2 separate regions of the Homo sapiens genome follow, and region 1 is linked to region 2. A link is an interaction called in ENCODE POLR2A ChIA-PET data of the cell type or tissue named here. Cell type or tissue: K562. All regions are shown on one strand.

What was found. ChIA-PET counts read pairs that join two places held together with the same protein. Peaks named below come from ENCODE experiments on the same cell type or tissue, not always from the same donor. Only the 100,000 strongest peaks of a DNase experiment are listed, where the experiment ranks them.
Region 1: POLR2A ChIA-PET joins it to region 2 with 6 read pairs; 5 of 35 experiments call an interaction of 5 or more read pairs at or near these places.

The regions. Positions count from the first base shown.
Region 1 is chr19:10,672,952-10,677,951 of GRCh38, forward strand. ILF3 (interleukin enhancer binding factor 3) reads left to right here. Exons shown (of 20, transcript NM_017620.3): 5 at 4,212-4,359. Among named protein-coding and RNA genes, the nearest start is that of ILF3, 21 kb to the left of the region's middle. In K562, no CTCF peak of the experiment used is centred here; no DNase peak of the experiment used is centred here.
Region 2 is chr19:10,448,793-10,453,792 of GRCh38, forward strand. PDE4A (phosphodiesterase 4A) reads left to right here. Exons shown (of 15, transcript NM_001111307.2): 3 at 125-161; 4 at 288-358; 5 at 1,811-1,860; 6 at 2,037-2,149. Among named protein-coding and RNA genes, the nearest start is that of PDE4A, 31 kb to the left of the region's middle. RefSeq lists a silencer at 2,313-2,422. In K562, no CTCF peak of the experiment used is centred here; DNase peaks (open chromatin) are centred at 2,309 and 3,089; H3K4me3 peaks cover 494 bases.

The DNA.
Region 1 (5,000 bases), 220 kb after region 2:
ATTTCATCCTCCTCTAAGTGGGACAGATGATGTGACAGAGCTGCAGGGCAGCTGAGGAGTGGATCCCAAGACCCACGGCTGGGCTGTTTGGAGGCATCAGAACCTCTGCCAGCTGTTGCCTCCTCAGGACACAGTCCCCCTGAATTTATTTATAGGATAAGCAAAAAAGAAGTGTACAATCATCTATAAATCTTTGACAGAGTCTTGCTCTGTCATCCAGGCTGGAGTGCAGTGGCCTGATCTGGGGTCACTGCAACCTCTGCCTCCCTGGCTCAAGTGTTTCTCCCACCTCAGCTTCCCAAGTAGCTGGGACTACAGGTGTGTGCTACCACACCCAGCTATTTTTTGTATTGTCTGTGTGTATGTGTGTGTGTAGATACGAGGTTTTCCCATGTTGCCTAGGCAGTTCTTGAACTCTTGATGACAGGCCTGAGCCACCACAGCCTTTGAATCTTTGAATCTTATTCCTTGGAAAGAAAAACCTGATTTACTTTCACAATGCAGATTTGTGTTCTTTCACATGGGACTGACGATTTTGGGTTCAGGACAAAGATCAGGATTAAAATACGGAGCTAATGTAAATGCATTAGATACTTCTGCGGAGCTATTGTAGATGAAGCTGTGAAATTTTTCTAGTGACAATTTTCTTTTTTTTTCTCCTGAAGGTACATCAGCATAGAGGTAATTCCTTTTCTTTTTTGAAACAGTCTTGCTCTGTCACCCAGGCTGGAGTGCTGTGGTGCGATGTTGGCTTACTGCAGCCTCCGCCTCCTGGGTTCAAGTGAATCTCCTGCTTCAGCCTCCTGAGTAGCTGGGATTATGGGTGCCCGCTGCCATGTCCAGCTAATTTTTGCATTTTTAGTAGAGACCATGTTGGCCAGGCTGGTCTCGAACTCCTGACCTCAGGTATTATGCCCGTCTCTGCCTCCCAATAGTTCTGGGATTACAGGCGTGAGCCACTGTGTCCGGCCCATAGTGGTAATTTTTTGGCAGAGGGGGGTGTGGGGGCGGGACAGAGTTTCGCTGTTGTTGCCCAGGCTGGAGTGCAGTGGGGCGATCTCAGCTCACTGCAACCCCCGCCTCCCGGGTTCAAGCGATTCTCCTGCCTCAGCCTCCTGAGTAGCTGGGATTGGAGGCATGCCCCACCACGCCCAGCTACTTTCATGTTTTTAGTAGAGATGGGTTTTCTCCATGTTGGTCAGGCTGGTCTCGAACTCCCGACCTCAGGTGGTCTGCCCGTCTTGGCCTCCCAAAGTGCTGGGATTACAGGCGTGAACCACTGCGCCCGTCCATAGTAGTAATTCTTAAATTAACTTTATTCTTGTCTCTATCTAGCAAGGATATTAAGTGAAGTAAATTGTCATAAATGTTTCTACAGTAAAAACATTTGTGAGAAACCATTCCTTTTTTTTTTTTTTTTTTTTTTGGAGGTGGAGTCTCGCTGTGTCGCCCAGGCTGGAGTGCAGTGGCGCCATCTTGGTTCACTGCAAGCTCCGCCTCCTGGGTTCACACCATTCTCCTGCCTCAGCCTCCCGAGTAGCTGGGACTACAGGCACCTGCCACCACGCCCAGCTAATTTTTTGTATTTTTCGTAGCATCTCTGGTCTTTACCAGGTGAAGTTTCATCTGTGTTAGCCAAGATGGTCTCGATCTCCTGACCTTTTTTTTTTTTTTTTTTTTTTTTTTTAAGGGAGGCAAGGTCTCTTGCTCTGTTGCCCAGGCTTGGGTACAGTGGTGCAATCACAGCTCACTGCAGCCTCAAGCAATCCTCCCACCTCAGCCTCCTGAGTATCTGGGACCGCAAGCATGTGCCACCATGTCTGGCTAATTTTTAAAATTTTTTGTACATACGAGGTTTCATTATGTTGTCCTGGCTGGTTTTGAGCTCCTGGCCTTAAGCTATTTGCTTGCCTCAGCCTCCCAAAGTGCTGGGATTACAGGCATGTGCCATTGAGCCTGGCCAATAATTATTCCTTAAAGATGAAAATAATAGGTATTTTTAAAATCATTTTCAGTGGTTCCTTAAGAGGGGTGAATCACTCTCCTCCCCTGATAACATTTGGTAGTGTCTGTTGACAATGCGGTGTTGGGGTGCTGTGGTGCTGTCAGCACCTGATAGGTGAAGACCAGAGATGAACACCCTATCATGTGCAGAGTAGTCCCCCCAACCAAGAATTATCCAGCCCAGAAGGTCAGTTGTACTGAGGTTGAGAAATCCTGTTTCAGATTTTTCAATGTATTTATTCTCCTCCCAACATATTTACTTAACTTCCTTCAGCTTGAATTTTCTTCTTTCTTTGTTTTGTTTTTTTTTTTTTTTTTTTTTTGAGACTGTGTCTTGCTCTGTCCCCCAGGCTGGAGTGCAGTGGCACAGTCTCAGCTCACTGTAGCCTCCGCCTCCCCGCCTCAGCCTCCCAAGTAGCTGGGATTACAGGGCCTGCCACCGTGCCGGGCTATTTTTTATATTTTTAGTAAAGACAGGATTTCACAATATTGGTCAGGCTGGTCTCGAACTCCTGACCTCAAGTGACCCACCCACCTCGGCCTCTCAAAGTGCTGGGATTACAGGTGCGAGCCACTACCCTCAGCCAAAAGCTTGAATTTTCTTTGTCAAGTCATAAGAAGGTGGTATCAAGAATGAAAATAGTCGTGAGTGTCCTTGTAGATGTGCATTTGCAGCAAGTACATACGTTTAGATGCACCATAGGATACTGCACACTGACTGTTTCACTGCACACAGGGTTTATTCTACACTGGCTGCTCATCCCAGCATGGAAGTAGCAGTGGCTGGATGCCCACTCTGCAGTGTCCACCGCTTTCCCCGCAGCGTCTGTTTGAGGCTTCCAGCAGCCTTGTGGTGTAGTTCGTGTCATTAAGTCCATTATACAGATTAGAGTCTGTATGAGAGTGATTTATCCAAAGTTGATCAACTACTAAAGGGCAAAAGGGGGGTCTCCTCCTCCTGGCTCCTGGATCCGAAACTCTTTGCCATTGGTTTTTTTTTGGAGACTGAGTCTCACTCTTGTCACCCAGGCTGGAATGTAGTGGCGCGATCTCAGCTCACTGCAGCATCTGCCTCCCTGGTTTAAGCGAGTCTCCTCCTTCAGTCTTCTGAGTATCTGGGACTACACGCTTCCACTGCACCCAGCTAATTTTTGTATTTTTAGTAGGGATGGGGTTTCACCATGTTGGCCAGGTTGATCTTGAACTCCTGACCTGACCTCAGCTGATCTGCCCACTCAGCCTCCCAAAGTGCTGGGATTACAGGCGTGAGCCACCTCACCTGGCCTAACATTGCTTTTTTGTTTGTTTGTTTTTTTTTTTTTTTTTTTTTTTTTTTGGTTTTTTTTTTTTTGAGACAGAGTCTCGCTCTGTTGCCCAGGCTGGAGTGCAGTGGCATGATCTTGCCTCACTGCAAGCTCTGCCTTCCGGGTTCACGCCATTCTCCTGCCTCAGCCTCCTGAGTAGCTGGGACTACAGGCACCCGCCACCACGCCCAGCTAGTTTTTTTGTATTTTTAGTAGAGATGGGATTTCACCCTGTTAGCCAGGATGGTCTCGATCTCCTGACCTTGTGATCCGCCCACCTCAGCCTCCTAAAGTGCTGGGATTACAGGCGTGAGCCACTGCACCTGGCCTAACATTGCTTTTTTGTTTGTTTGTTGTTTTGTTTTTGTTTTTGTTTTTGAGATAGAGTCTCGCTCTGTCGCCCAGGCTGGAGTGCAGTGGTGTGATCTCAGCTCACTGCAAGCTCCGCCTCCCGTGTTCACGCCATTCTCCTGCCTCAGCCTCCCGAGTAGCTGGGACTACAGGTGCCTGCTACCACGCCCGGCTAGTTTTTTGTATTTTTAGTAGAGATGGTGTTTCACCGGGTTATCCAGGATGGTCTCGATCTCCTGACCTCGTGATCCACTCACCTCGGACTCCCAAAGTGCTGGGATTGCAGGCATGAGCCACGGCTCCCAGCCCTACCATTGCATTTTTAAGCACCGTTTGGAAATCGCTTCTTTCACTAGTTATCCCTCTTTCAAGTACCCAAAACGTGGCCAAAGACCTGGCCAATTAGAGAGACCCTGACATCCCAGGTGAAATCACTTCCGGGTCATCATACTCAAGACGTTGGCCTTTCTGTTGCAGGAATAGGTGGAGCCAGATAAAATTGTTGATTGCTTTGAGGAGAAAGTGTTTTGAAAGTTGCATTTTATTTTTTAGGCTGTAACAGAAGACAAGTACGAAATACTGCAATCTGTCGACGATGCTGCGATTGTGATAAAAAACACAAAAGAGCCTCCATTGTCCCTGACCATCCACCTGACATCCCCTGTTGTCAGAGAAGAAATGGAGAAAGTATTAGCTGGAGGTAGGGAGGCCGAGACACGCCGGCAGGACTTTGAAAATGTGGTGTTCCCTCACTATTCAAATGTGCTATTCAGTTTTAGACTGCTTTGGTATACGGTGTAGATTGACCACCTTTACTCTGAGATCACATCTCCCGTTGGCTTTGAGTACTTGGGAGTTTGACAAAACAGTCGCACTAAAAGTGAGTAGCACTTTTCATAGGGGACTGCACCATTTTCCTTTATCTTCATCCTTGAACGTTCTCAAACATGAATGTGGAAGTTGCTTTTCTATGGAGCCATTCTCTGGCTGTGGAGAAGTGTCCCTGGTGATTCCATGGTTTTAAAGATGAGACAACCAGATGGTTTCTGCATGAGCACCACGTTGGAGTTTACCAACAGCCTGTGCTGCAGCTGAGCTGAGGGCCTCTTCGTTTGTCCTCTGTCATGGCTCTTTTATCATTTAAAGTGACAGAAGCACAAAGAGCTGATACAGAGTTTTGGATAAAGTTTTAAACTGTTGTCCAATTTTTCAAACCACATCATTGGACCTCACGCTAATAATGTGCTCGCAGTCCATGGCCCGCCGCTCGCATGCCTGTCTTCAGGCCTTATCCAAACCCCTGGTGTGCAGATGGCAGAGAAGATAAACGCTCTGCTTGGC
Region 2 (5,000 bases):
TTCCCTAGGTCCCACAGAGTCCCCTCCCTCCCTCTCAGCCTCCCTGGGTCCAGCCTCACAGGGCATCTACCCCAGACAGTTGCTTCTCTGCGGACCCCTGACCTGCCTCTGTCCTCAATCACAGGCACGCTGAAGACCTCATCGTAACACCATTTGCTCAGGTGAGACCTCTTCCCAAATGGTTAAGGAGAGAAGGGGCTCCAATGCTCCGCCACACTTGGGGACAGGGCCCAGCCCCGCTGCCTCTCTAGGGGAACCCCACTCCTCACTGCCGCTCCCCATCCCAGGTGCTGGCCAGCCTCCGGAGCGTCCGTAGCAACTTCTCACTCCTGACCAATGTGCCCGTTCCCAGTAACAAGTAAGTGAAGGCTGGGCTGCAACAGCTGTGATCATAAGGTGAAGCATATGCGGGTTCTGCTCTCAGCCCTGCTGTGTGACCTCTGGCAGGCAGGTGACCTCTCTGAACCTCTGTTCAGACAACAGCTCCCAGAAAGCCAGAGAGCCATTGCAGGTCAAGTGCCTAAGACACAGAGGTGTTTTTTGTTTGTTTGTTTGTTTTTTGTTTTTTGTTTGTTTGTTTGTTTTGAGATCAAGTCTCACTCTGTCACACAGGCTGGAGTGCAGTAGTGCGATCTTGGCTCACTGCAACCTCTGCCTCCCGGGTTCAAGCAATTCTCCTGCCTCAGCCTCCCGGGTAGCTGGGATTACAGGCATGCACCACCACACCGGGCTAATTTTTGTATTTTTAGTAGAGATGGGGTTTCACCATGTTGGCCAGGCTGGTCTCAAACTCCTGACCTTTGGTGATCCACCCGCCTCAGCCTCCCAAAGTGCTAGGATTACAGGTGTGAGCCTCTGCGCCCGGCCCAGAGGTTTTTATAAATAAAGATTTAGGGGTCTGGATGCATGGTGGTGAGGCCACAGCCACAGTCCCCAGGCCCACCCTGGGTCTTGACACCAAGTTGCTGGGCAAATGGCATTCCATGGTGCTTCTGTTGCCCTTCTGCAAAGTGATGATCACAGCCAAGCGTGCTGGCTCATGCCTGTAATCCAGCACTTTGGGAGGCCAAGGCAGGAGGTCACTTGAATTCAGGAGTTCAGGACCAGCCCAGGGGAAACAAAATGAGACCCTGTCTCTAAAAAAAAAAAAAATTAGCCCAGCATGGTGGCATGTGTCTGTGGTTCCCACCTACACAGAAGGCTAAGGCAGGAGGATAGTTTTGAGCCCAGGAGGTTGAGGCTGCAGTGAGCTGTGTTCCCACCACTGCACTCCAGCCTGGGTGACAGAGCAAGACCCTGGTTCAAAAAATAAATAGATAAATAAAGTGAGGATTACAATAATGCCTCCCTTAGATAACTGCTGTGAGGAGAGGAGATGATGTCTAGAAAGTGCTAGAATATTGCCCTGCGTACATAGGAGTGGATCTTAATTGTTTCAGTGCAAGAGATGTGGCTGAGAGCTGCCAGTCCTTCTGGGGGTGGGGGATAGAGACATCCTTAGGGGCTTGGAGGATTTGTGGAGAGTTAGGCAAGAGAGCAGAGATCTTGGAAGCCCAGGACCTGACCTTAAGGCGGATCAGCCATGTGGTCTTGAAGAAGCTGTTTCACCTCCTTGAGCCTCAGTTTCCACATCTATAAAATGGATTTTTCTGGGACTCATTGAGGCTGCAGGCAGAGTACATGGCAGCGTCCTTAGGACACGGTGAGTTTTCAGACAAATGAAAATTGGCACTGTTCATGAAAGCGGGAGGCAGGGACCTGGTGGGGGGACCCAGGCTGACATTGCAGCCCCATTTTTTTTTTTCTGCAGGCGGTCCCCGCTGGGCGGCCCCACCCCTGTCTGCAAGGCCACGCTGTCAGGTAGCTAAGCCCAGAGGGGTGGGAAGGGGCCCCCCTTGCTGCCCCAGTGGGGGTCCCTCAGCCCCTTCCCCACCCAGCAGTCCACTCACCTGGCGAACCCCGTCACGGCGGTCTGGAGCCTCTGGGCTTCTGCCTACAGACCTTCTCAGTCACTACCCTGGCTGCCCCTTCCTTAGAAGAAACGTGTCAGCAGTTGGCCCGGGAGACTCTGGAGGAGCTGGACTGGTGTCTGGAGCAGCTGGAGACCATGCAGACCTATCGCTCTGTCAGCGAGATGGCCTCGCACAAGGTGTGCAGGTGGTGGGCAGAACCCCTGGGCGGGGCAGGCGGGGGCGGGGCCAGTGGGTAGAGCCAACCGCTGGATGGGACCAGTGGGCGCGGCCTGCGGATGGAGCCAGCCATTAGGTTGTTCCTGTGGGCGGAGATAGCTACTGGGTGTGGCTGATTAGGGCAGGGCCAATCCCTGGGCGGGGGCTGGTGGAGCTGGGCCCTATGGATGGAGCCAACCACTAGGTTAGGCCTGTAGCCGAGGCCAACTATTGGGCGTGGCTCATGAGGGTGGGGCCAATCTCTGGGTAGGGTCTATGGTATGGGGTCAGTCCCTGGGTGGGGCCAACCCCTGGGCGGCAGCTTCAAGGCTTGAAGCTCCTGTAGATTATGACTTTCCCCAGGGCTGGAGGAGCCTGGTGTGTGTTGTGGGGTGGGGTGTGTCTGTCTGGTTGTACATGTGTCAATAGGTGACCGTTTCCGTTGGGGGGTTTTATGCTTTTATGGTCTGCGGGGGTGTATCTGCGGCTATAGGTCTGCGTAGCCGCTGGTTTATTGGCTACGCATTTGCAGCGCTGGGGTGTTGGGAATAGATTCTGAAGAGTGGCACGCCAGTGTGTACTTGTGTAGGTGTATAGGTTTGCACGGGTAATTATGCAGGGTTATAGGTGTGTGGGGCTGTGCCAGAGGGGTGCGCATGTCTGCAGGGGAGAGTTGGACCAGATGGGAAACTGAATGTGTAGCTCTATGTGTTTGTGAATGTGTGTGTTTGCAGGGCCGTAGGGGTGACTGCAATGCTCCCATGTACAGTTGTGCAGACGGTGCACTGCACAACTCCAGGGGACACCATTCAGGAAGCAGGCAGTATGTGTGAATGATGCTTCCTGGAGTTGGAGAGAGTGGTAACAGCCCTTGTGGGCGGGTGCCTATCAAGAAATGATCTGTAGGTGGGAGTGTCTTTGTTGGGGGGTGCTTACAGCAGTGGGTGGAGGCTTGTATAGGAACATAGCAGTCTGAGGGCGATTGTGTCCCTGAGGGTGGATCAAGCATCTGAAATGTAGCTGTGTCTTTGGATATGGGTCTGAGGATGTTTCTGCAATGGTGTGTGTGTGTGTGTGTGTGTGTGTGTGTGTGTGTGTGTGTATTTTTGCATCTGTGAGTATATTTCCTTATGGATTTGTCGGGATATGTTTGTGTCCAAGGGCAGTGGATATTTGCAATGGTTGGAAAGTGTGTCTGTGGGTGTGTTTAGTGTGTGTCTGTAAGTGTGGCTGGCTGGGGAGGCCAAGGCGGGCGGATCACCTGAGGTCGGGAGTTCGAGCAGCCTGACCAGCATGGAGAAACCCCGTCTCTACTAAACATACAAAATTAGTCGGGTGTGCTGGAGGGTGCCTGTAATCCCAACTACTCTGGAGGCTGAGGCGGGAGAATTGCTTGAACCTGGAAGGCGGAGGTTGTGGTGAGCCGAGATCGTGCCATTGCACTCCAGCCTGGGCGACAAGAGTGAAAACTCCGTCTCAAAAAAAAAAAAAGAAATGTGGCTGGTATCTCGGTGTCTGTCTATAGGTGTGGGTCTGGATGTGGGTCTGGATGTGGGTCTGTGCCCTTGGATGGGGCGTGTCTGAAGGCATTTGCTATATGCTCAGCTGTGGACCTATAAGTGTGTTGGACATCAGAGTTGTGACTGTCTCCGGGTGTGTGTGTGTGTGTGTGTGCTGTAAGTGTACAACAGAAAGCATTTGAGTATCTGTGTATATTCAAGTGTCAAGTGCCTGGATGTGTGTGGGTGTCCCTGGAAGGTGTGTCTCAGGGTGTTTGTACATCTGTGAGTGTAAAGTGGATGTGTGTTTCTGTCTCTGGGTGTGTCCATGGAGGGGATGGGTCCTGATGGGGACAGCCCACCTAGGTTCTGGCTGAGGCCCATGGGCTCTGATGCCCCTTTAATACCCCCCCACCCCCAGCACCACCTGACATCCCATGCAGCCTGCCAGTGCTGCAGTGAGCACACACGCACACACACGGGTGCACACACAGAGCTCCGCAGCCTCCTCCTGGGACCCTTGCCCTGCCCCCCTCCCATGGGCACGGACCCCCCACCGCCTCCACCCACTGCCGCGGGGGGGCCCGTTGGGGCCCAGGGCTGGCGGGCCATGTAACCAGGGCTGCTGCTGGGAGCGCGGAGGGGAAGGGAGCCCCCAGCCCTGCTGGGCCGGCCCAGGCCCCTCCGCGGCTCCCCCTTCCACTACCCACCTGCCCGGCACCCCCTCCCCAGTGGTTGTTAACCCCGGGACTCCCCAAGCCCAGCCTCTGTGTGCAGCAGCCCCAGGCGGGCTAAGTCTCCAAGATGCCCTTGGTGGATTTCTTCTGCGAGACCTGCTCTAAGCCTTGGCTGGTGGGCTGGTGGGACCAGGTAGGAGAGTGCAGGGTAGGGGGTGGGCGGGCATCCTGGTGAGCTGGGCCCCCGGTGTGGGCTTGTGTGTGCAGCTGTGCACGTGTGTGGCCTGGAGATGAAGCCTTGTGACTGTCTCTGTGTGTGGCCCAGGGCTGGGCGTGGATGGCGGGCAGCTGGGGGTGTGTGACTCTCCCTGGGGGTGGACTGCGGGTCCCTCACTGGGTGTGACTGTGTCAGTGCCTGGATGTGTGTGTGTGTGTCTGCGATGGTGTGTGTCTGCCTGAGTATAGGCTTGTTTGCCTGGGTCACTGTGTGGCCCTGTCTGAGATCATCTGGCTCTGACCATGGTGTTGTGTGTTGGGTTGTGTGTCTGAGCCCAGAGCTGCCTGATATTTTGGGGACATGTGACCCCAAATGTCAGTGACCGCCTTATTTTGCATGCCCTTTGATCTGTGTGTCTGGGCTGTGTGACGCTGTGTAG